2 separate regions of the Homo sapiens genome follow, and region 1 is linked to region 2. A link is a contact called in ENCODE Hi-C data. All regions are on one chromosome and are shown on one strand. The core of a region is the stretch at or near the end of the contact, and the rest is flanking DNA. Distances in the headings are between cores, read along the strand shown.

Evidence for each region. A loop is a pair of places that touch in the nucleus more often than their neighbours do. Pooled maps may share reads with other maps.
Region 1: a loop to region 2 is called in a pooled map, with 4 times the contacts of the local background. The contact joins the promoter of TMEM131L here to the enhancer-like site in region 2. A Hi-C loop is called at or near these places in 5 of 37 single-sample maps with no recorded cell type and 4 of 50 pooled maps.

What each region holds. Positions count from the first base shown.
Region 1 is chr4:153,465,087-153,467,786 of GRCh38, reverse strand. It overlaps TMEM131L (transmembrane 131 like), which reads right to left and starts at 1,427. Exons shown (of 35, transcript NM_001131007.2): 1 at 1,266-1,427; 2 at 506-576. The coding sequence starts at 1,389. RefSeq lists enhancers at 167-256, 1-416, 1,787-1,966 and silencers at 727-1,086, 1,457-1,556, 1,597-1,746.
Region 2 is chr4:152,551,054-152,553,753 of GRCh38, reverse strand. It overlaps the pseudogene RPS3AP18. Among named protein-coding and RNA genes, the nearest start is that of MIR4453, 16 kb to the right of the region's middle. RefSeq lists an enhancer at 1,344-1,553. Within about 2 kb of position 1,418, at least 4 of the 41 ENCODE cell types and tissues checked have a DNase peak (open chromatin) inside an H3K27ac peak, as active enhancers do.

The DNA of each region.
Region 1 (2,700 bases), core at 178-2,677, 910 kb before region 2:
TCAAGTTCTTAAGTGGGTGTATTTTAACAGGAATTAAGGGCACTTGGAGAAAATCCAAGATGACAATCCTTGAGAGTCACATCTCCATCCCAAAGCTACTTAACGCTAATGGCAAATACCACTCTAACATTTATGAAATCAATACTCCTGTTGTCCTCAACCTCTTAGCCACTTGCCATCCACACAGCACCAGCTCACTTAGGGAACAGTGTGCACCCAGGACACCCACGGCCGAACAGACCGCTGGCCGCTTCCCTGCTGAGGTGGCCTGGGTTCCCACCTTCTGAACTTGGGGCCGGCCTGCCTCAGGCCCTGTCACATGGCGTGGGAGGAGCCGGGAAGGCCACCGTTGCCAGGTGTTCAGGCTCGGCCCCTAACGTTTATTTGCCTTGCAAAGTGGCCCGAACGCCTGTGCCGCTTGGACAGGGGGTGGGGAGGACCGGGGGCCTCCCCGCCTCTCCTCCCTCGTACACCCACAGCCGCCCTGTCACCTGGTCGTCCTCACCTGAGTGGGCAGCAGGAGTTCCCCTTCTTCTGCCTGCCACAGCTCCACCACGTTCGGCAACGGCTCAATCGCTGCAGGAACACCAAAAAATACACCACGTTTTTAATGCACGCTAAAGAAACGCTTCCTGTTTCCCCTACCGTCCCTCCGTGCCCCCCGCCTCACCAAAACACGTCTCTTTTTCCTCCTGGGAACAGAGGCCATCCCAGGGGCGAGCCAAGGATAAAAATACAATGGGTGGGGTGTGAGCCGGCGGCCCCTCGGACGCGAAGGCGACAGCGTGCAGGCAGGCTCGGGGTGCTCGTGCTGGGGGTGGGGGGACGAAGTGGGAGTGAAGACACCCCACGAGGCACTCCGGGCTCCGCAGCCCGAGCATCTGGAGTGTGGACCCTGGGCGGCCAGGCTCGGGGGAACAAAGCTGCAGGAAGCCGGGCCGCTGCGGGGCACCCGCGCGCGCCACACAAAGCGGGGGCTGCGCCCGGGGCGCAGGGGCCCGCGCACAAAGGCTCCAGGGCGCGAGCGGCTAGCGGTCCCCAAGCCCCGCGACTGCCCCGCTCTCCAGCTGTACGGGGCAGAGAGGCGCGGGACGGGACGCTGTGGTCAGAAAATGTTATCAGCGGAGAATCGCAACAGCTTTCCTTCCTCCTCCTGCCCCTTTCCCTTTCCTCCCCTCGCCCTCTTATAGATTTCAGCAGTTCCCTAAAAGAAAGAGCGGGGGCGGGGTGGAGAGGCAGAGCGAGCCCAGCGGCGCAAGGCTGACCTTGTCCCTGAGCCCCTCCCGGGCGACAGCAGGGCAGCAGGACCTGGAAGACGCCCAGCAGGAGGTTCACGGCCGCCGCGGTGCGGCAGTAGCAGCCGGGCTGCGGGCGTCGGAGCCCCGCCATGCTGCTGCTCGCGCTCCTCTCCGTTGCTCGCCGCGCTCGCCGCTAGCTCGCTGGCGCCCCAGCTGCCTCGCCCCGGGCCCGCCCCCGTGCCGCCCCGCCCCGCCCCGCCCCGCCCCGCCCCGCCCCGCGCCGCACCACCCCCGCCGCTGCCGCAGCTGCTGCAGCTCCAGACCCGGGCGCGCCGCTTGCTCTGAGCGCGTGTGCGCCGCAGATAGGGAGGGACGGAACGCGGCGGGGTGCGGGGGAAAGTGGACAATGCGAACCCGCGGGTGCCCCGCCCCGGCGCGGAGCACATGGCCGCGGGCCCGCCCCGCAGCGCGCACTCTGCGGGGCCCGGGCGCTTTCCTCGGCTGGGACGGGGTCGCTTAGAGCTGTCCGCGGGGACTAGCGGCCCACTTTTGCCAAGTGCATTTTCATGAACTTTTGGGTGGTTGCCGCTTTGTCGAGGCGCTTGGGCCACGGTCGAGAGATTACCCTCGAGGGAAGAGGTGGCGGTGGAGGTGGGAACGAGGAGTCGCCAAGCGAGAGGCCTTGGACACAGGATATTAGTGGAAATAATGCAGTGGTTGTCAGGAAACGCGAGTGCAGCCACATGGCCACTGCCAGTTATGCAGCGAGGATATCCGGTGGCTGCAAAGTCTGTAATTTAGAATAAAAAGAGCTCTCCCAAAACCCGAGAGGCAGACCTCAGCGCCGCGTGGCGGTAGTGCGCCCGGCACCCTCTGTGGACACTGTCCAGGTCCTGACAGGTGGGGAAGACTCTTCCTAGGGGATTTATAGCTTCAAAGACCCTGCAAATACTCCCTTTTGGAATCATATTGCAAAATTCAGCCAGCCTCTCCTGAAATATGGTTGGGGTCGAGGATGTGGTTAGTTGCCTGTTTCTAACATTAGTAGGATAATGGAAGTAATACGTGGAAATACATTTCCTAGTTCCAGGTTTTGATGCCTATAACTAACAAGTCCAAAATCTGGCATCTCTTTAAGTTAACATCCTGCCTTTACCAGCGATGTCGCAAACAAGGGCTTATTCAGAAATCAATTTGCATAACCTAGAAGTATGGGCAATCTTATGATTTTTTAAAGTTAACTTACTGCTTCCACTGTAGCTTGTATGAAATTCAGAGAATATGAACAATATAGTATGAAGAGGGGAAGTGATGGGACACACCTGTTTACCTTAATCCTCTGTTTAATTGCTCCTTGTGCCTTACAAGCCAGACTATAGAAAACCAGTGCTTGCATAGCAGACACAATCCTGAGAAGGACAAAATGAAATCTAGATCCTCTTTCCTAAAGACGTAATACAGT
Region 2 (2,700 bases), core at 169-2,668:
CACCTCAGCCTCCTAAAGTGTTTGGATTACAGGTATGAGCCACTGTGCCCAGCCCCCAAATTTCTAATGCTAAAGCAAGGGACCTGAAAAAGGAGAGGGGCCCTGAGAGTTCCGATGGAGATATTTGGGTAGATGGGCTCAAGGACCTTAAAACCCCAGATTCCTCTTAAAACTGAGAGTGAGAATACTCTGGAGCCTTTCTCCTTGCTAGGAGAAATCAGACTTCTGGTGCTCGGAGACTATGCCAAGGCCTCACGTAGCAAGGGCAAATGCCTTGCAGGATGATGCTTGTCTCTAAGATCCATCCCTACCTCTCTTCATTTCTTCTAGACCAATAATGAGAAATCTTATTATGAGCCAAGCGAGGAAATACTGTTATGTGAAGAAAGGGGTTATTCACCAAAAGCACTGCAAAACCTGGCAAATAGGTACTAGCAGGAAGTGGGAGAACTCTCCTGGAAATGAATCTTAAAGGTGCCAAATCAGGGAGGGCAGAATATAAGACTGAATAGTGGACAGTTTGTTAATACAGGTGTATTATTCAGTGACACGGGACTCACTATCCTGGTAGAATGCCCAGAACTGTACCTAATACATTGCAGAAACAGCTCCTTGAAACTTGAAAATAATGATCAGATGGAGATGCTGGAACTTCTTAGAAGAGAGATGAAGAAGAGGTCAGCAAGTTCAAAGAGATTAGAAGTAAGAATGCATTTTTTTTTTTTGAGACACGGTTTCACTCTGTCACCCAGGCTGGAGTGCAGTGGCACAATCTCAGCTCACTGCAGTCTTGACTTGCTGGGCTCAAGCGATCCTCCCACCTCAGCCCTCTGAGCAGTTGGGACTACAGGCATGCACTACCGTGCCCAGCTAAGTTTTGTATTTTTTGTAGAAATGGGGTTTTGCCATGTTGCTCAGACTGGTCTTGAACTTCTGGGCTCAAGCAATCTACCCACCTCAGCCTCCCAAATCCCAATCCCTCAGCTGGGATTACTGGTGTGAACCACGGCACCTGGCCAAGAATGCATTTACTATGTAACACCAGAGAACCCACCAGCCAACAATGTTCCCTGGGAGGTCCTAGAGGACACTCCCTTATTAAAGTGATAAGCAATATGCTAGTATATTCTGAGAAGCTCAGAACTGCTTGTCCTCTAGATCAAGATTGATGGTAAGAAATGCCCCAGAGTAAATGGGAATAACAGAATTCTAGCGGCCAGGTTGGTGGTACTAGACCATCAGAGGCCCTGGCAATATAATTATGGTTACGTGTATCAGCCTGAATAAGTTAGGAACCTAATATTGAGTAGGAAACAAGTGAATCCCAGCAGAACACATGAGTCATTCAGATTTTGAAAATATGCAAAATGCCTTTTGGCTCTCTGAGCAGCAAGAACAAGTGCCTCACGAAAGGCAGCAAAAGGGGAACCAAGAAGAAAGTGGTTGATCTATTTTCTTTTTTTTTATTTTTGAGACGCAGTCTTGCTCTGTCACCAGGCTGGAGTACAGTGGCGTGATCTTGGCACACTGCAACCTCTGCCCTCCGGGTTCAAGCGATTCTCCTGCCTCAGCCTCCCGAGTAGCTGAGACTACAGGTGAGCGCCACCATGCCCAGCTAATTTTTGTATTTTTAGTAGAGACGGGGTTTCACCACGTTGGCCTAGATGGTCTCGATCTCTTGACCTCGTGATCCACCCACCTTGGCCTCCCAAAGTGCTGGGATTACAGGCATGAGCCACCATGCCCGGCCTAGTTGATCTAGTTTCTAAGAAAGACTGGTATGATGTGAAAGCACCTGCTATGTTCAACATAAGAAATATTGGAAAGACACTAGTCACCAGCACTGAAGGAACCAAAATTGCATCAGATGGCCTCAAGGGTCGTGTGTTTGAAATGAGTCTTGCTGATCTGCAAAATTATGAAGTTGCATTTAGAAAATTCAAGCTGATTACTTAAGGTGTCCAGGAAAAACTGCCTAACTTCCATAGCATGGATCTTACCTGTGGCAGAATGTGTTCCATGGTCAAAAAATGGCAGACATGATTGAAGCTCATGTTGATGTCAAGACTACTGACGGTTACTTGCTTTGTCTATTCTGTACTGCTTTTACTAAAAAACATAACAATCAGATATGGAAGACCTCTTATGCTCAGCACAAACAGGTCTGCCAAATCTGGAAGAAGATGATGGAAATCATGACCCGAGAGGTACAGAGAAATGACTTGAAAGAAGTGGTCAATAAATTGATTCCAGACAGCATTGGAAAAGACATAGATAAGGCTTACCAATCTATTTATTCTCTCAATGATGTCTTCATTAGAAAAGTAAAAATGCTGAAGAAGACCAAGTTTGAATTGGGAAATCTCATGGAGCTTCATGGCGAAGGTAGCAGTTCTGGAAAAGCTACTGGAGAAGAGACAGGTTCTAAAGTTGAATGAGCTGATGGATATGAACCACCAGTCCAAGAGTGTGTTTAACACTCAGACATTTAAAATGGCAAATAAAAAGTCCTATTTGTGAAAAAAAACATGGAAAATGAAAATTTGTGTGTGTGTGTGTGTGTGTGTGTGTATCACAGGTGGGTGAGCACAAAACTAGAATAATGGTTACTTCTGGGAAAAAAGGGAAGAAAATGGGGCTAGAGAGATGTATGCAGGGACTGCTAAGGTACTGGCAATATTCTCTTTCTCAAGCCAGCTG